4 separate regions of the Homo sapiens genome follow, and regions 1, 3 and 4 are each linked to region 2. The links are chromatin loops, found by intact Hi-C in ENCODE. Cell type or tissue: prostate gland. All regions are shown on one strand. Region 1 overlaps TAX1BP1 (Tax1 binding protein 1). Region 2 has its middle 9.8 kb from the start of HOTTIP. Region 3 overlaps HIBADH (3-hydroxyisobutyrate dehydrogenase). Region 4 overlaps HIBADH (3-hydroxyisobutyrate dehydrogenase).

What was found. A loop is a pair of places that touch in the nucleus more often than their neighbours do. Peaks named below come from ENCODE experiments on the same cell type or tissue, not always from the same donor. Only the 100,000 strongest peaks of a DNase experiment are listed, where the experiment ranks them.
Region 1: it touches region 2 in a loop (8-fold over the local background); 19 of 110 quality-filtered maps call a loop at or near these places.
Region 3: a loop joins it to region 2, with 5 times the contacts of the local background. A loop is called at or near these places in 71 of 110 quality-filtered maps.
Region 4: it touches region 2 in a loop (3-fold over the local background); 16 of 110 quality-filtered maps call a loop at or near these places.

Annotation. Positions count from the first base shown.
Region 1 is chr7:27,771,797-27,776,796 of GRCh38, forward strand. All of the region lies in intron 5 of TAX1BP1 (Tax1 binding protein 1), which reads left to right. Among named protein-coding and RNA genes, the nearest start is that of TAX1BP1-AS1, 34 kb to the left of the region's middle. In prostate gland, a CTCF peak has its summit at 3,119; no DNase peak of the experiment used is centred here.
Region 2 is chr7:27,207,680-27,212,679 of GRCh38, forward strand. No RefSeq gene overlaps it. Among named protein-coding and RNA genes, the nearest start is that of HOTTIP, 9.8 kb to the left of the region's middle. RefSeq lists enhancers at 2,668-3,168, 3,169-3,669. In prostate gland, CTCF peaks have their summits at 2,836 and 3,035; DNase peaks (open chromatin) are centred at 406 and 2,852; H3K4me3 peaks cover 1,554 bases; H3K27ac peaks cover 3,766 bases.
Region 3 is chr7:27,573,539-27,578,538 of GRCh38, forward strand. All of the region lies in intron 4 of HIBADH (3-hydroxyisobutyrate dehydrogenase), which reads right to left. Among named protein-coding and RNA genes, the nearest start is that of TSL, 40 kb to the right of the region's middle. In prostate gland, a CTCF peak has its summit at 3,013 (motif pointing left); a DNase peak (open chromatin) is centred at 3,003.
Region 4 is chr7:27,602,837-27,607,836 of GRCh38, forward strand. The region is part of intron 4 of HIBADH (3-hydroxyisobutyrate dehydrogenase); the gene reads right to left. LOC107986699 (a long non-coding RNA gene) reads right to left here. Exons shown (of 2, transcript XR_001744911.2): 2 at 1-3,694. Among named protein-coding and RNA genes, the nearest start is that of TSL, 11 kb to the right of the region's middle. RefSeq lists an enhancer at 1-561. In prostate gland, a CTCF peak has its summit at 3,042 (motif pointing left); a DNase peak (open chromatin) is centred at 3,695; H3K27ac peaks cover 549 bases.

The sequences.
Region 1 (5,000 bases), 560 kb after region 2:
AAAGTGATTTTTTAAATGATATTCCATATTATAGAAAAAAATTGACAAAGGACCTGGAATGGTACTTGATGCATGGGAAGTTCTCTCTAAATGTAAGTAGCTATTATTATTTTACTGTTTTTCATAATAGGAACCAGAGAATCATCAAGGAAGGACTACAATATAAAGTGTCATCCAACAGGACTGGAAATTCATAGCATTTCCCTCAGATTCTAAAAGTATAATGGATACATAATGTAACCAAAAAAACCCTCTAAGTTATAAGACATATGTGGTGACAATTGTTTATTTCTGGGGATAAAACGTGTTGGCCAGGAGAGATAGTTCCTCTTTGTTACTAGTCAATGGACTTTTAGTTTTTTTTTTTTTATGAATTTGCTTCATATTCCAAAATTAGTCTCCATTTTAATCAAGCATGCCTGCTGGGCAGCTACAACTCCAGACTTTCAAACTGGTCTGGTTGGATGGCTTATAAAATCTGTGACATTTCTTGGCACTTGTTTTAAATCTGTTCCATGGTGTGAATCCTATAGTAGTTCTAGAGGTCTTCTATTTGAGGTACTGAGTATATAAACTGTTGAATATCTGAAAGATTGTTCTGATGTATCATCTATAATTTCATTTAAAGTTTTGTAATGGATTCTCCATGTAATAAGCAGAGACCTTCATTTTCTTCATAATAGGAGAAATTTATTGCATTTCCATTCTTTTATAAAATAATATGACTAGCTTATTACCTATTCCATACTTGACAAAAAATAAAAGTGAATTAAATTCTGTAATTGTTTATTAATAAAATTTTTCATCTTTTATCACATTGACTTTTATCACTCTAAAGTGCTCTAATAATTAAAACTAAATGAAATTCTGATAATTACAATTCTTTAACTTGGTAAATTAAAAGAATTGGATATGTTGGGATTATTACAACAGATTGGTTTAAATTATGTGTTTGTTTTTAATGTTATTTTATGAAATTGGCTGCTTGAAGGAATAAACTAGGATTACAAAGTAGATTAAAACTAAAACAAGATAATGTTTATAAATTGAGAAACAATAAATTACATATTGTATTTCCCCTAGATTTTTGTGGTATCTACTTCATTATTCATGTACATCCTAGATTTAAAAAGTAACTCTATTATTAAGGATAATTTTCCATTCCTTTCTGGTTCAACTGTAAGGGAAGATTTCTCCCCTCCTCTCTTGAAAAAGGCTCATTAATAAAAATAACTCATATAACACTTAATAAAAGCCAGATGGTGATTTGAGTGCTTTACATATGTTAGCTAACTTCGTCCTGTGAAGTAAGCAGTATCGTCTGCATTTTTCAGAGGTAGCACAGAGAGGCTACTTACTTGTCCGTGATTGCACAGTTAGTAAGTGATAGAGGCTAGCAGTATGGCTCCAGTCCGTGCTTTTAACCACTGCTGTATACTTCTGAGGGCCAAAGATGTGAGCTGATCTAATTGATTATTTTTCAAAACAGCTTTATTGAGATGTCATTTGTGTATCATAAAGTTCACCAGTTTATACAATTCAATGGATTTTAATGTATTTACAAAATCATGCAACCATTACCATAGTCTAATTTAGGAACAAATTCATCCCCAAAAGAAAGCTTTTACTTACTTGTGGTTACTCTACCGTTTACCTTCTGATTGCTTCCCCCAGTCCCAGACAGCCACTAATTGAAATTTCTGTATCTATGGATTTGTGTATTTTGGACATTTCACATGAATGGAATCATATAATATGTGGCCTTTGTGACTGGCTTATTTCACTTAGCATAATGTTTTCAAGGTTCATCCATGTTGTAATATATATTGTTAATTCACTCCTTTTATTGCCAAATAATCTATTGTACTGATGAGTATTTTTTGAAACCCCATCTTTACATTTATCAAAGACTTCTGTGAAAATTAGCAGTTTGTGTGTTTCATTGTGTTCTTGTTTGTATTTTGGAGTGCTAGATACGTATTGGAAATTGAAAGAGTTAAAACTGAGGCTCAGAGAACCAGTGATTTTGAATCTTGTTTTTCAAATAGGAGTAAAAAGAGCTGTGCCTCTGTTAAGTTTTTCAGTTAATTTAGCTTATAATTTTTTTGGAGCCTAAACTATGAATTGAGTTTTTTTCATATAATTGTATTTTCAACTTGAATAATAAGATGGATGTGATGTACTTCAAGGCATTTTTGAACTATATTTGAGAATATTAAAGTAATATTGCCAAAACAATGTAATGGAGGATGTTACAAACTGTTAAATGTATTCATACTGTTTTGATTCTTAAGTTTCACAAACTGGGTAGGAGACATCACCAGGTATTTGGGAAGTATCATAGGTATGGGAGTGAGAGAATGTGCAAGATCTCTTCTCTGGTTAGTGTGGACCTCTTAAGCTATCTTTATCTTTTTGGCTGTTTCTTCTCTAAAACGTAAAGATATTTTGTGTTGTTGTAGAGTGACAGCATATACTGCAAAGAACAACTTGTCATCAGATAGAGTTTTCCTTTTTATTCTCATTGAAATAAGGTGGTCACTTAGTTTTTCTGAGTTCAGGCTTCCTCATGGATAAGTCGTCTAGTTAACAAGTGGCAAAGTTGAGAACCTGAAAACCCAAGCTAGGTGTTTTTGTTACTATATTACAATGGCTTATAATAACAGATACAAGTATAGTATGTCTCTTTATTCATCAAGTATTTATGGAATAAATAGATAACAATGAGTTTTGGGGCTTGTGGCATTCTGACCAGCTTTAATTGTAGTCAAAAGAAGGGTCTGAAGGTGACGTTTTATTTGGAATATGGGATTTTATGGTCTTGAAAAATGATTTAAAAAAACATATATTTAAAAACTATCATTCTTGGACAGTCCTGGTTTACTATATGTGAGCTATTTACAATGTTTTCTTTTTATGCATCTTTAGTGTTTTTCTGTGGCCTTCCAGTTCTTTTAAGAAGTTTTAAAAAAGCACTATTTTGTACTTTATCATTTTATAAATATTGTGGGTATTCTGGTATTTAAAGGGATGAAAATACCAGTTTTTAACAGCTAACAAATGAATTGAAAGATTTTGTATTACTAAAACTCAGCAGTCATTTGTCTCCCTCTAGCGATCACATAACTGTGCCACATTGCCCATTTACTTAGCATGTTTTGATTGAAAACCAGAAAAAAGAAGTTTAATACCTTTTAAATTATGTTGCACATTTTATGGAATTTGGTTTACATTTATTTAAGATTGTCCTGATTACAATTTTAATAGAAAATCAGTAGTTCCTGCAAAGATTTTGGGAAGCCTTTAATATCTTGCTTCATTGAGCCTGAGAAGCTATGGTTATACATCATTACTGCCAGGAAAAAAATAATCCAAGTAAACTAAGACATACCGTTGATTGTAAGATGCATCTCCATTTCAGAAAGGATAAATTGTGGGAAAAAATCAGCATATAGTTTTAGTACAGTAATGTAATGTCTTTGTGGATATTAGTCATTGAAATGGTTTTCTCATTTATAGAAGAAATTTTTCTTATCAGAATATACCAGGACACATAATGGTATGGTTAGATGAAACTCATTGATAATACAATTGAAGGATCATATGTATTAAAAGTTTAAAGTTTAGAATTTTGAGTTGCGGGAACTTAAGTCAAATGGAGTTCTTTCTGATAAATGGAATTTTGTGGTGGTAGCTTTGTAATATGTCACCTTGCTAGGCTGAACTTATTTTCCAGAGTTCTCTTCTCTGTAATTTGTTTAGGATGAGACACAAGAGAGATTCTTGCATGAGATTTGAAGGCAGAAGTGAAGCAGCAGCCATTTTTGTAGCTTATACAAGTTGTGGCTTCTCTCCTGGCTCACCTTGTTGGTATGAGGTAGTAGTAGCCAGGCTGCAATTGCCCTACCTTCTGTGGAATCCTCTTTCAGTTTCTCCATCTCTTGGGTTAGGTCTGTCAGGAAGGACCCCAGCATGCTCAAGACATCTTGAGACTATCAGGGTCAGAATAAAAACCAACATGGACTTCAGTTTTCAGTCCGTTCTGGTGGGCTTCATCTGGTGATTGTGGATCCTATTTTGTTCTTGCTTTTCCCACTTTATGATGTCTTTCTTGATTGCCTGCCTTACACAAGCTAGTTCCAGCTTCTACAGTTACACAAGATCAAATCTCTTAGTGTCTCTCTCAGTCTGTCTGTTCGTCTGTCTGTCTTTCTCTCTCTCCCCAGCTGTTTGCTTATCTGGTCAAGCACTGACTGATAAATTTACCATGGTACATAATTCTTAGGGAGATTTTATGCAACTTCAAATTTGAAATTCTAGTAATGTAAATTAACATTTAGGAAATTGAATTAACCATTTTCCCTTCAAAATGGTAGTGGTACCTTTTGGAGTACTTAAGTATTCTTCAGTGTATTGTAAGTAATTTTAAGGATTCTTATAAAGAACCAACCTGGTAAAATGCATAGATAAAGGTTTCTGTCTGGTATAATTTTCCTTCTACCTGAAAGGACTTTCTTTAACATTTTTGTAGTGCAGGTCTTCTGTTGATGAATTTGTTCAACTTTTGTATGTTAGGAAAAGTCTTATTTTACCTTTAGTTTTAAAAGAGATTTTTGTTGTGTATAGAATTCTAGATAGATAGTTTTTGTATTTGAGTATTTTAGAAATGTGGTTCTTCTCACGTTTATTGTTTTTGATGAGAAATTCAGTGTCATTGGTATTTTTCTTCCTTTATATTTAATGTGTTTTTTTCCTCTTACTATTTTTAAGATTTACTCTTTATCATTGAATTTAAGTGGTTGATTATGTTGTGTCCTCTTTATTTTCTTTATTTTTTATGCTTGGGGTTCAGTGACCTTTTTGTATCTGTATACTTATGGTTTTCATTAAATTTTGAAAATTTTAGGCCATTATTTCTTCAGCTGTTTTTTCTGTCTTTCCTCTTCTTCAGGGACTCGAGTACACATATGTTTTGTTGCTTAAAGTTGTTTCAGAGTTCA
Region 2 (5,000 bases):
GAAGCCATGAGCTCTCTGCCCACTGTCTGTGGGGTATCAGCAAGATTGACTCCTACCAAGCCTTGGGCACAGTGGTGGGTTTAAGGGTCCCATGTCTCCAGATCCTAAGATGGAGTTCACCGCAGGGGTGAGGGCTCGGGTCAGGGTAAGGGTGGGGACTGCAGAAGTCAAACAATTCGGAGGAAGAGGGAGAGGGGAAGAGAGAAGCCACAGACAAGCCAGGAGACAAAGAGGAAGGGAGAGATGGGAGGGAGAAGAATAAGAAGCAATGAAACTGTAATTCTCCACAAAAATTTAAGCTACAGCAGCTCAAAGAAGGCCTGTTTTTAAAGCTTAGCAGAAGCCCATTCTCCGCTGAAGCCTGTTCTTTGTGGAAGCCTGGCTGGGGGGCAGTGGGGGCGGTGCCACTGTCGAGTGTTCCTTGCCATTTAGGTCCAAAGCCTCCCTGTGATTTCTGTAACTGCACAAAAACAATCTGGGCTTTAAGAACCTGATTATTGTCCAGAGTTAAATGCAGGCTCGACCTTCTGCCCATAGAGAGTCCAAACGCATGAATTCCTGCTGGTATCAGCTTCGGAGGCAGAGGTCGCGAGCTGAGCTTGGGACAACCCTTCAAGCCTGCTAGCAATTACCTGCTCTCAGCCACTTTTAAAAGGCCATATTTCTTTACATTTCTAGGATCTAATGTGAGGTTATGTCAGGTCATGGGACCCTAGGCTGGTGCAAAGTAATTTGATGTCACCAAGAGCAAGCAGACTCGTTTGTCACCCTGAGGAATAGAAGTCCCTGTGATTTCTGCTGGGAGCAGAGCAGGGTTGCTTGGCTGGGGGTGTGGAATCCAGACAGGGGTCCAGTGTGGGCCTAACCAGGTGAGCTGGGAGGGGACTTTCTGGATCGTGTGTGTGTGTGTGTGTGTGTGTGTGTGTGTGTGTGTGTGTGTATGTTTGTCTGTCTCAGGTTGAGAGGATTAAGGGATCAGCTCTGCTCCAAGCTCACACAGCAGCCCATTGGAACTCAGCATGTGACCTGGACTGATCCAGGCCCTTGGATCCCAGGTTCACTTGTGACATGATCTGGGTCTCAGTTTTTCTGAAGCTAAATCTGGTTAGCCCACCTGCAGTCCTTTCTTCCCCTAGCCCTTACCCACTGCTACTTTAATAGTCTGTAGCTGATTAAATAAAACAACGGAGTCTTCCTACCTGAGGTTTATCCAGCCATTAGGTGATTGGTGGGAGCACAGAAGGAGTCATAGCCCTTGTACCCCTTTGGGGAAACACTTCTGTGAGTGATAAGAGACGGCTAATGTCTCAGTGAAGGGCTTCAAGGCATTTGCTAGAATGGCCTCTTCCACTATTTCCAGTTCTTCCATTTTTTCAAGGGGGGTGGGGGTTGTAGGGGGTTGTGTAACAAAGCCAAAGAACAGGGTCCCTTAAGCCTTCATTTGAGAATCAGGGAGAGTGCGAACCCTGGAGGAGTATGGGTAGGCAACTTGATGGGTAAAATGGAAAAGGAAGAGGCCGCTTCCCAGAGGCCTGGCCGATGCTAGGTCCCAGAGACTTGAGCATGACAGGGTGGGGGGCCTCCTACAGAAGCCCTGGAAACTCTATCGGTAGAGCTGCCTGTGGGGGCTCCACAATGTCCTGGGATTCATACATTGAAATGTGGAGCATGGTTCCTTGGCCTTCTATATCATTCCCAAAAGGAGTATACTGGTGCCACTCTTCCTGACAATTCTAGGATGATCTAATGCCACAACTAATAGACTGAGAGAGCCTGGGCAACATGGAGAAACCCAGTCTCTTTAAAAAACACAAAAATTAGCCAGGTGTGGTAGCATGTGCCTGTGGTCCCAGCTACTGGGGAGGCTGAGGTGGGAGGATTGCTTGATCCCCAGCAAGTTGAGGCTGCAGTGAGCCATGATAGTACCACTATGTTCCAGCCTGGGCGAAAGAGTGAGACCCTGTCTCAAAAAAAAAAAAAAAAAAAAAAAAGACTGAAGGAGAGAACTCAGACTCAGACTCAGCCAAAGTGGTCAGCAAGGAGGCACACCCCTACAAGGCGGACCCCATTTGAAGCAGGCGAAGGCACCCAATAGAGAACCTGCAGTGAGCATCTCAGAGGCACATGGAGAGGCCTGCACAGAATTCTCTATCTTTTGGCCATAAGGTTAGGAGGTGCTGGTGGGGCCAGAGGAGCTCAGATAAGAGCCAGCTCTCTATATGTGGGGCTCATTTCCATGGGGTTGTGAGAGAGGCCAATCCTTCACAGAAATTAGAATCTGGATGCAAGAAGGCAGCCAGGATCAGATCTGGCCAGATGGCCCCACGGCAGAGATGGGGAAAATGTCACCTTCGAATCCTAAGAAGCTAGGCTCCTGTGCTTTGCCAAAGGCCTCGTGGGCAGCAGTCTGTAGCTCCAGCGGTTTTGCATGCCAGCCTCTGGACTCACTTAACTTCTGCAGCAATCTGTTGGTCCCCAGAGCCACTCTGCACCCTCCAGGAGAACCTACATATGGGCGCTCCAGGGATTTGCCCGCATTAGGATCAGGAGCCCCAGGAAGAGTTAGATGGGAATCCAGGCATCCTGGGCCCTGTGCTTTCGGTGGACAGCTAGATCTTTCTTGTCAAGGTGGAAATAGCGTCTCTGCCCTGGGTGGGAACCCAGACCCAGCCCTGCAATCACGCAGGCAATAAAGTAAGCACTCCACTGTCGACGGGGAGGCCAGGGAGAGAGAGGCTTCTCTTTGAGGCCTCCCACCCCCATCCAATCCAGGAGGTTGCAGTCGCTGTGGGCGGCGGCGGAGGATGCTCGCAGGACACCGCTGCAGTTGCGACCTCTTCCCACTAGATGTCTTCCCAGTTAATCGGAACTCAAGGGCGCTGTCTCTGCTCCTCGGGCCGAGACTCGGTTTCCCCTGCCGCTTTTTGAAGTCTAGCATTCCTCTGTGAAAGCTGGCTTTTCCCTTTTTTTCCTATACTCCCCTTCCCGCCCTGCGCTCTAAATCCTGGCTCTGGAAATCCACCAGAATCAAATGCTGGCTCCCTGCGGGCCCGCGTCGGAGCGGCTCACGCCATTGGAATCTTTTTATGACCTTTGATGTGTTTAAATAACATGGCAAGTCTGAGCACACACCTCGGATTAAACTTTAATCGGCTGCAGTCAAGGTCGCCCAGGTGGTAAAAGCGTTTCCTCCGACGTCTCCTGGCAGACGCTGCGGGGTCCAAGGTCTGGGGCAAAGCCCTAGGCCCCCGCCATACCCTCCTGCCTCTGTCAGGCCTGGGTGGGGGCCAGGCCCAGGGCCACCCCATCGAGCTCCAAAGAGGACTAAGGAAATGGGATCGGAGGTAGACACTCAGGGTGGGCTAATGACCTGAGCACAGTTTTTATAGCTGCTAGACAGAATAGTTAAAAATTCCAAGAAGCACTTTCAATTTCCCCTGACTCCAGAAACTGGTTGAAGGTCTAGTCATGGTCAGTGCCTTATTGCCTCCTCCCCATGGCTCTGCTCCCCTAGGGAGAAAGGGGGTGCTGGTAATGATGTTGCGGCCAAGTTAGCTGACTGTTTTTAAGGTCACCAAACCCATTAACTGTGGGCCAGGATCTAGAACCCAGGCTAAAGCAGCCCTTCTGTGTGTCAGGCTAGACAAGGTTGGCTTCAATTTTATCTGGGATGAGCATATCTTTCTGAGCCAGTATACCTGTCATGGAGAATTGTCATGGGCAGTATTTAGGAAAAGCTCCAAGAACAGGGCAGCATATGTAGTGAGAGCTTACCACTGTGCTTTTAAAAAAGAAGGAATGTACAAAAGGGCTAGAAGGACAGACAAGTCATCAGTAACAGTGCTTCCCCTGGGAAGAACTGGTGTTCAGAGGATCTGAGTAGAGAATTTTTTTTCTATAAAATCTTTTTGTAGTGTTTGTGAAGTGCACCAATTGTATGTATTAGCTATTGAGGTTATACTTTTCAGAAAACTGGTTACCCTATGTATCTCATGGCCACATATTCCTTTGGGGAATTTCCTCCACACATCATACCAGCCTTGGATTCAGGGGAGAACACTGAAATAAGTTACCCCAAGGCTTGAATCTTAGTCTTACGGACATCAACTCAGATTTCCATCCCCTGGGAGAGGTTCTCAGGCCTCTCTCTCTGGGCTTACCCCTAACTTGTAAATGAACATGCCAGCCCCAGCCATTCACAAAAGAGAATGCGTTGTCTCAAAACGAATTAAAGCCTGATCTTCAATTTTCCCCCAATCCCTGAGTGCCTAGGGGTTTGCAGAAAAGGCCCACAAATGCTCCTCCAGACCAGAGATTCCCACAGCCCCTTGACATGTATATTTGGTTTGTCAATTCTTGTCTTGAAGACACTATCAAGTGTCTTCAAGGGCCACATACTAGACTGACCTGTTGATCTCTTGACTTAGAGATAACACTATCACTGTCTAAAATTAGTTCTCATAGTGCTTCTTCATGGCCTTCTGGGGGCTGCTAATACTCTTTATCTTGATCTTTGTAGTAGTTACACAAATGTATACATATATAAAAATTCAGTGAACTGGGGGCTTAAGATTTGTATGCTTTGCTATACGTAAGTTATATGGCAATAAAAAAATTTTTAAGTGCTTCCTCCTAACAACCTGTGAGGTTGGTCCCAAGGTTATTACAATCATCTCCATTTTACAGACAAAGCAACTAAGACTCAAGGGAAGCTAGGGTCCCAGGCATCTGTGGAAGAAAATAACCAGCCAGAGACTAACCAGCAGCTTCTTCCTCTGGGTCTTGCTGCTTCAATATCCAGCTTTCTTTTCCAGCAGATTTCTCAGGTGACAGGAGCCGGTTCAGTATAGAGAGGCTCTTTTTAGAGAGATTGTGAGGTAGGAACATGTGGTCTGAGTCTTCAAATTTTTTAGTCTTGGCGTAGGGAGTCAGGGAGGGCACGCGCCCAGAGGGTGTGGGGCCTAGAGGGCCCCACTTGTGTGCCTCTAATGAGGAAGAGG
Region 3 (5,000 bases), 370 kb after region 2:
TAAAAACAGGAGTGGAAGAAGTATAGGAAAAAAGGAACGAGAAAAATTCTGTAAATTTCCTTGCATGTATTTAACAAACTTTGACAGGTAGTGCAGAACCAGAATATGTCACTGGCTAAGAGAAAAATGTAGCGGCAGACTCTCTAAGGCTGTGTCCTGTCCCACAGAGTAGCTACTAGCAACATGTGGCTGCTGAGAACTTAAAATATAGCTAGTTCACATTCAGATGTGCTTTAAGTGTAAAACACACATATTTCAAAGACTTAGTATGAAAAAATGTGAAGTATCTGAATAAATTTTATATTGATTACATGTTGAAATTATGTTTTTGATATACTGGGTTAAATAAAATGTATTCCTGAAATTATCCTCACCTGTGTTTCTTATTACTTTTCTAATGTGACTACTAAAAAATTTTAAATTACACATGTGGCTTATATTACATTTCTATTGGACAGTGCTACTTTCAGAATTTGAACCTAAAAGATTAGAAAAACTGAAATTGTAATATACTATAGAGGACCAAGAGCTAGAGCTGGTTTTACTGAAATGAAAAAGTTTGACTCCAAAAATGAGCTTGATTGAAGGAGTCCAATAAATAAAAATGCAGATCCAGAAATCAGAAAAGTCTGTGATGGAAATACAGAGTTAGAAAATCTCTTTAGAAATTAGATAGTTGGAATTTTGGAAAAGCAGGTGAATCCCCAGAGAAAATTTCAGATCCCACAGCTTAGAAAAGGGGAGGAAGAGATAGCAGGTGATTTTTTTTTTCCTCAAAGGATAGGATAGGAGGGGCTGGTATCCCACGAAGAATCTCTGAAATCATTTCCCACAGAAATATGATGCTAATTGTGTTATAATTTAGGGATATTCTCAATATATGTGAGGTTGAAAATAATAGGGACCTAAATATATTAGAAAATATTTTTTCCAAGGAAAGTACATTCCAAACTCCAAACAGGTAACTCTTTACCTTTTTTATTTGTAAACAAACAAGCTTGCAAGTTAGCTTCTGTCATAACTAAGTACATAGATAGGTTCAGACATGCAAAACTTTATTATTGCTGCTCTAATAGAGAAAAAAAGTGGTTATGCACACCTCCCCCTCTAATAATAATGAAATTTACATACTGTACTCAGCCACTGGAACTAATACTTGAAAAGAGCCCCCAAAATATAGTTCAAGTTCAAAATCCATGTATCTTCCACATCTCTTATTTTTACCAAAACACAAGCAATCTGGAGCTGTTATAAGCAAAAGACTGTTTTAACAAAACTCAATTTCTTCAAAATAGAGCTATGTACATACAAAATGAACATACCATTTTAAATTATAAAATACATTTTCCTCTCATTTAGGAGATTTAATAGAGAACTGTTTGTATTCCCAGTGATATTATAAAGCAGGTAATCGAGAAGGGCAAGCTGACTACTATTCTTATGTGTTCAGACAGAGCTCAACTTATTGGACAAAGGCTTATCTTATCTTTTGTAGATGAGAGTTCTAGGATATCCCATGACCTTCCCTAATATTACAAACCTTAGCATTATAAAATTATTTTACTTTTCCCAGAATAAAATTAGAAAGCCAGATACTCTGCCAAATAGGTTTTTTAATTGGAAATTTTAGCACTCTTGATTTATTTGTCAAGAATCTCTGGACTTACAGTGTAGCTGAGAACATAGGTATACAGTAATTACAATGTAGGTGAGACCCTAACCTGTCATGGTGCTTCACAGGGAGGGTGACTTTTACCTAAGGAGAGATCACAGGAGGTGGCATCTACATTGGGACTTGAGTAAATAAGGTAAATATTTAAGAATTAGTGAATAGTCCAGTTTGGTTAGAATTTAAGGCATGTGGAAAGAAGTAGCAGAAAATAAGAATGGAAAAGTAAGTTGGATCCAGAGTGTGGAGAGCCTTGAATGGCAGGCTGAGAAGGAAGACTGGGCTGGACTGGGTGAGCATCAGGAACCAGAGAAAGTTTCTGAACAATTTATCAGAAGTATATCTTGGGCAGACTGAAATCTCAGAACAGTGAGGTGGATATAACTGTATAGCAGTGGCATAGCAGCAGGGATGGTAAAAGCAGCAAGAAGTAGAGGAAGTCCGAGCAATGGTGTGATGTGCCTGCTTTCTAAGAAATAATGCACAGGGCTGTTTTCAAAAAAAGGAAACACATGTGCACATGTTGTTTTTTCCCTAAGATCATGAGGCCTCCTCTTGAGCAACTAGCCTAGCCTGTAAGGAGGAAAACAGTTTTTATCATGTAAGTACGGAAATCTGCTTTTTCCTGAATGGATTCTGGGCTGGACAGCCTGAAGACAGCCATCTGCTCGCAGCAACAGCAGCAGCAGCATGCTTGCTTATATGCATACAATCTTCCTTTGCACTGCTGGTTGGCTCAGCTCAAGTTGCCCACCCTAGGATTACTTTAACATATGCAGTAAAAGTCACATTCTTCTACTCATTGAATCAAGGCTGGAAAGCTTGAGAAGAAACATTCAATCACTGACAAAATAAAGTGGAAAAGGAATCCAAAGGAGGGAAGGAAAGAAATAAGACAGCAGAGAAAGGGATGGGAGCAACGGAAACCAAGAATGAAGCAGGAAGACAAGACATGAGGGAGGAGGAGGAACTGATCATAACCATTACACCTATGTTCACTTAAAAGTAATTGTTATTTAGAGTAAAACTTTATTTCCAAAAACTGTGTGGATGTGGAGGCGGTAACAAGGTTAATTATGTCTCATAATTAGTAATTAAGATTATATAACAAAGCCTTTGGCAATGTTCTATTCTAATGATGGAGGGCCAACATCAGAGAAATATAATAGTGCATTAGCATAACCACATATGCAAAGTACACAAAACCATTTCCAAAGTTAACTTGTCATTGAATGATTAAATATGAATTCATAATTAGAAAAATCCACACTGTAATTTATTGGCTCTCCTGACTGTTCTGGTTCATTAAAAGTTGATTACTAAACAGTGACCTCTAGTGGCCCATAATTTTCCAATGCTATATTGTTTCTCTTAAAGAGTCAGCATAGATTTGAAGAACCTATTTACCCTAAATAAGGCAATTACTTTGAAGATGTTAATATTCCTTTTCATTATAAAGGGAAATATTCCTTTTTCCTATACTTAGCTCCTTAAAGTATATTCTGGCAAATACAAAATGCCAAAAAGCTCTCCTGCTTCTACCCAAGTGTCACACATTCATTAACAAATTATGATCGAGCACCTATTTGTGAAACCGTGGGGCTGGGTGTTTGGGGTATTTTATTAATAATTAGAAACTGACTTCACTAATTCTTTACTATCCAATAAGAAATGAAATCAACATTAATACAATTGTCATGCTACTATCTATTCACTGCCTATACACACGGGACACACTGAAAACATACTTGATTTTAAAATTCAAAGACACCAACAATTTCTGATTCAATGCATACCAAATTACTAAGGTTTATCTTAAAAGGCAATAGATTAACAACTGTAAAAAACAAATCCAGCTCATCTCTTAAATTTTTCTTAAAGAGATTTCTATAACAATGACCTTTCGGAAGAAATTACTTCTACAGCACATTTGTGAACTTTCCAAGCATCATTTCTCTCTTTTTTTTTTTTTTGAGATGGAGTTTCGCTCTTGTTGCCCAGGCTGAAGGGCAGTGGCATGATTTCGGCTCACCACAACCTCCGCCTCCCGGGTTCAAGCAATTCTCCTACCTCATCCTCCCAGGTAGCTGGGATTACAGGCATGCGCCACCACACCTGACTTATTTTTTATTTTTAGTGGAGATGGGGTTTCTCCATGTTGGCCATGCTGGTCTTGAACTCCTGACCTCAGGTGATCTGCCGACCTCGGCCTCCCAAAGTGCTGGGATTACCGGCATGAGCCACTGTGCCTGGCCAAGCATCATTTCTCTCTTAAAATGAATACAAATCTTTTTAAAAGACCCATATCCTTGTAATAATAATTTATGTTAAATTTAAACCCAATTTAAAAATCCATAAATATATTTGTTTTTATTACTTGCAACCCAGGTACACTCATTATGAAAACAAGGTTTCAGAAAGGCTCGCAATATAAAGAGAAGACTTTGGGTGTGTTATTAAAAGGATTATATATCCCTTCATCCCCCCAAATCAGTCAAGATAATCATCCTCGTTCCCTAAAGTAGTGGCAATGCTGTAGCATCCTTTAAGAATGTAGGTAAGCCTCCAAAAAAATTTGAGATGTAAATAAAAGAAACAAATATACTTCCCTGATGTACCATTGCTGCAGAACACATGGGTGTGGAGTGCCAATTGTTTCTGTAATGATTTAATATAGTAGCTGGATAATGAGTTGTACCTTCTGCAACAACTGAATCACCATTTAATGCTATTATCAACAGTTCATGACCCACCAGCAAGAAATGTCAACCTGATTAATCTAAACACTGCTGACCTCAAAAAAAACCTTACTCCTCACAGAATACTGTTATTAGCATCCATTGTTCATTAGAATGAACATATATAAATCAAATCATTAAATAGTTTAGAGAGTTCAGTATGCTAATTTTGCTAAGTGAGAGTTAATAGGGTTCTGAAAATGTGGAGCTGAAGACATTACTTAAGCATGAATATTTGTTAAAACTAAGAGAATCTTTTTTTTGAAGATACATTATTTTATAAGTTCAATATGTCAATGAAAATATTTGTTTTCTTAGTATTGTACATTAGGGTTACAGTAAGATTTCATTTTGGTTCTAAAGTTCAATGTTTAGATTTTTTTTTTTTTTGAGACAGTTTCGCTTTGTTGCGCAAGCTGGAGTGCAGTGGCACGATCTCAGCTCACTGCAACCTCCGCCTCCCAGGTTCAAGCAATTCTCATGCCTCAGACTCCTGATAGCTGAGATTACAGGCGCCCACCACCACACCTGGCTGATTTTTTTTGTATTTTAGTAGAGACAGGGTTTCACCATGTTGCCTAGGCTAGTCTCAA
Region 4 (5,000 bases), 400 kb after region 2:
CGCATGCCAAAAAAAATCCACTAATAGATTATAAACTCTGCTTGCCAGTTCCCTTCTCAACAACCTCCATCCATCCCAGCACCCACCCATTCCCAAAGAGATACCCAGCATTGTTTATGTGGAGTTGGAAACAATACACTCCCCACTGCTGGTTAATTTACATCAGATACAGCCAGGCCCAGGAAGCAAAGTGCCTGTCGTTTTCACCCCTTTTTTCTTCTCCCTTGCTTGCTCATGCCCCCTCACCCCTTTTAATTTAAATTACTCGTTTTAACTTAAAAACTTCTGGATGTTTTATTACCTTGGCAGCTTTTTCTCTGGATTGACTAAAAAGGTAAGTTTAAACAGTTTTTGTCAGTTAATATCTCTTCTTTTTTTTATATTTGTATCTGACAACCAGAATCCATAGTGTTAAAACTGCAATGATGATGCTGCTGCATTTTACCAGGCTAACTCAGGTTGGGCACAATTTCATTGTTTTTTTGTAACCTAAACATACAAAAAACAAAAATGTTACTTTGCATGCAGTTAAATTGGTTGTTCTCTAATCATCTCTATCTCTACAATCTTTATGTGCTCCTAAGGGATATAAAAAGATTTTATGTTAGGTTTTGTTGTTTTCATTCTTTATTTTTTTAACCATAAAATATTACACATGCAGATACAGTAAGTCATTGTTTCCTTGCCTATATATTTATAGAAAATTACTAAAAATCTAGTATTAAAAATACTATAAAGCCAAAATGCCAGCTTTTCTTTGAAAGCCACATTAACTGTGTCCTAATCAGTTTTTCTAAATTTCAGATATTTAAAAAGAATTAAATATAACATCTTTAATAACATGTATAAAGCCATTTCAAAGACTGAAATCCTAACTCTCAAATTTCACTAAATTAAATTTTATCTAAAACCAAGTAAGTTAAACATATTCCACTGTACATTAAAAATAAGATATGCAAAGACTCCCCAGTGTGTGCAAATGATACCAATAATTAAGAATCACATTTCGAGCTTTAAAACACTTCTATCTAAAAGAATCCAAAAGTGTGAGTAAATTGCTTTGACTGCTAACATTTACTTTCTGTAGTACTTTCTCTCCCCTTTTCATCCTAGCTCTCACCCCCACACCAACACACATACATAAAATAGATCATTTAGGCCAGTGGTATTTCAGTACATCGCCCCTCCTCCTCCACTTAGACAGTATTGCCTTTTATATCTATGTGGAGGTTCCCATGGCAACACTCACTTACACCAATACTATTTCCAACTGAAATGAGAGAATCCAAAATCTAAATGCTTCATTACTAAATAACATATACCCTAACAAGTAAGAATTGTTTTTCTCATTATCATTATTTTTCAATGTTTTTAGATTTCTGGAATTTCAGCAAAAAAATCATTTTAATATTATAGAAATAACTAGAAAAACAGTCATTGTAGGCAACTATATGTATGCATATCATTACATGAGATTTGTATGTGCTTACTCTTACTGCATAAAATTGATATGCTGAGCCAAGAAACCTCAATTATAATTATGAATAGTAAGTATAATTTTTACTAGTCCAGTTTACTCTATCAAATTTGATTTTTTTTTTTTTAATGTTGGCTACATAGCTCACAAAAGACCCTGGTGAGAAATTCTAACACAACAAGCCAAGAAGCAATTCATGGACAGCAGGAGGCAATTCCAGAACACAGGCATAATCTATAAAGAGAAACCTCTACAGCTTTTTGATGTTAAATAAGTAGAAATATTAGCATACAACAAAGCTAAGAAGCAGACTGTTGCATCAAGTTTAAAAGTAAAAATTTCAGGGTCAAATGTCATGAGTACCTTTGTCTAGACTACTTTCAAAAGTGAAATTTCCTAATTTTTAAAACCAAAAGGTCTCTTTTGGTAATACTGAAGGGTGCATATATTTAGTTTTAGTACAACACACATTCTCATCAAGTTATTCAAAATATAAGGGAGGGGAGGGTTTTGCTTTTAAGTGGGAACATCAAGGTGGGAGGTCAAACATTTACTTTGAAAACATATACATTTCTTAAAACAGGTTGTGCACATTAAGAAGCCTCAGAAGAGGCAAGAGTATAAAATGAGTAGCACTAAGCTTTTTGCTAAATGATCAAAGCTAAGCATTAAACATCACTCTGCATGGTGAATACATTTTTTAAAAGAATAAAAATCAATAGAATATACACTGAGCTTTATTTATTCTGACAACATATCCTATCACCTGGATAGCTGTATTAAGTAATTTAATTGTTTCTGCTACAGTTTATTAACTTATATTTATGGGTTCATAAAAATAGAACATGAATACGTATTTTAATGAAAAAAATCACACTTTTATAAAATTTATAATGAGCCTTTTTTTATTGTGCTTTTTACATTATCACTGTTTTAAAATGAGCTGATTCAAAAGACTATAAAGACTCCCTGAAAAACAGTACAGGAAACTCAAGAATTTACTTTCCCAAAAACAGCTTTTAAGACATGAACATGAACTGCCTAATGAATCTCATAGTTAGGCTTGTGAAAAGGACCAACTTGCACCTTTCAGAGGTTTCTCCCTCTTTTTAAAAATTCCCATACAGTAAAACCTGCTGACACTTTTTTTTTTTTTTTTTTTACAAGACCCAGGGAGGGGGGTGGAATCTTGCCACATGGTGGGGGGCGGGGATTTGAAATATTTGTGAGAATTTTTATACGCTGGATTCCCCTCTCCAGTGTTTAGACAAGCAAAAAAAAAAAAAAAAAAAAAAAAAAAAGCCAAATGTTAAATGCTTATTTTACTAAATGAAAAATAGCAATCCCCTCCAAATATTTCATTTTCATTTACTTTCGTTTTAATATCAACAACCTAAAAACAAATATTTAGAGTTTAGAAATCTTTTCAATTCTTTGCAGATACTTAACCTTGATATCAGATGTAGTTTTCAGTCAACTTCAAAAGTAAAATCGTTATATCTTTAACAAAAAATAATATATTTTATAATCCTTTTATCATTAGCAGGTTTGGATGCAATGCCACCTGGTGGCACAGATAAATTCTTAGCTGGACTTAGGTTTTTGGAAACTGAGCTGTTCTATGAAATACTAACCAACTCTTCTGACTACTCTAACCTCCTCCCAAACAAGTTATTCATCCCACAGTTTAACAATAAATGATCATTTTCATTTCAAAAATTTTAAGATTTTTAAGCAATTAAACTGTACATATGCACATGACAATTTCCTCAGCATTTAAACATCATAAAACATTTTTTTCATAAACCAAAATTATACCAAAGATTTACTTTTTAAAAGTTGAAATGTTTAAATATGGGGGAGGGGGTAAGATGGAGTAACCAAGTTGCTTTGTAAAATTACACTGTATAATTAATTCCATGGTAAGAATGTTTTTATGGTGTGTTTTGGTGACCTTTTATGACCATCAAGTTCACAATGCTGGTGGGCTGCCTTTTAATCCCTCCGCAGACAAAGGCCCTAAATAAACACAGATCCCTTCCTGGGAAAAAGTCCACTCTGGTTAAATGGTAAGGAAATGAGTAAATCATTAGTAATCTTTAAAGCCAAAGCTATAAACTCAAGTTACCTTAAGTTGAAATGAAAGTGTCCTGCAAGAGTTTCAAAGTTCTGTCACAGATAGAAATCTCCAGCTCTTGACTCCAGACTAGGCGCCAGCTGATAAACAAACAATTTAAGTCAAGAGCTGGAGAATTCCCAGCTTTTTCATTTAATGGCTTTGGCCAAGAGTATTTATTGCCTCCAGTTTTATTCTCACTTAGCTCTAAGAGGAAATTTAAACTCATCATTATCTTAAAGCCCCATATGGGTAGCAGTCAGCTCACCTGATAATAGCTCCTCTTACTCTGCACTGATTGTTGAGTCTCTACTAAAAGTGATGTAATAATATAAACTAATTAACCATAGTTTTAGGTTGACTTTTTAACAGGCTAAATAAATTTTGTTCAATATAGTTTACATTCCCACTTTGGATAGTTACAATTCCAAAAAGTTAAACTTTACAGTTTTCAGTAGAAACTACCAACTAAAATGGAAGAGGACAATGTAATCTCTCTCTCATTCTTGCATGCTCTGGTCTCTGGCACCCCCACCCCCTAACCCTTGTTCACTAGCTCCTCAATATTGCGTAAGGTAACTTTTCTGTATCAAATGTAGACTTTTCCTATTAGCTTGAAATATCCAGTGTTGCTCTATTTCCTAACAGAGCAAAGTGCAGGATTTAAGATGTAAATGCCGAATCATGAAAAGCTGTTGATTTTATATGTGTACTAATAAGAATGTAAAAGTTCAGTCCAATTAAAGACCATAAGATGTCATCAAACCTTTCTAAATGCTGTATTTAAAAGTCTGCGGCTGGGCGCCATGGCTCACACCTATAATCCCGACACTTTTGAGAGACCGAGGTGGGCAGATCACCTGAGGTCAGGAGTTCGAGGCCAGCCTGGCCAACACGGTGAAACCATGTCTCTAGTAAAAATATAAAAAATTAGCCGGGCATGGTAGCTCATGCCTATAATCCCAGCTACATGGGAGGAAGAGGCAGGAGAATCATCTGAACCCAAGAGACGGAGGTTGCCGTGAGCTGAGATCACGCCACTGAACTCCAGCCTGGGCAGCAGACCAAGACTTTGTCTCAAAAAAAAACAAAAAAAGTTTGCTATCAAAGATTACAGGTCTCAAAGTCAGAATTATGTCGCTGCTCTTATTCCTTTCTCAAAATTATCATTTATTTTTAGAAAAACCTCACCTCTACCCAGGATTTTATATGGAAATAATTATTTTAACTATCTGAATGTTTGTAGATATTTAACAATTACAGTAAACTAACTAGCCTCCTTCCTCCAGCTGCTTATCTAATGAAAGAATGCTGCAAAAAAAAAAAATGTTATAGCCTAAGGTAAAGGGTTAATAAAATATGCCATTAGTGCATAGAAAAATACTTTTCTTCCCGTTTCTTAATTTT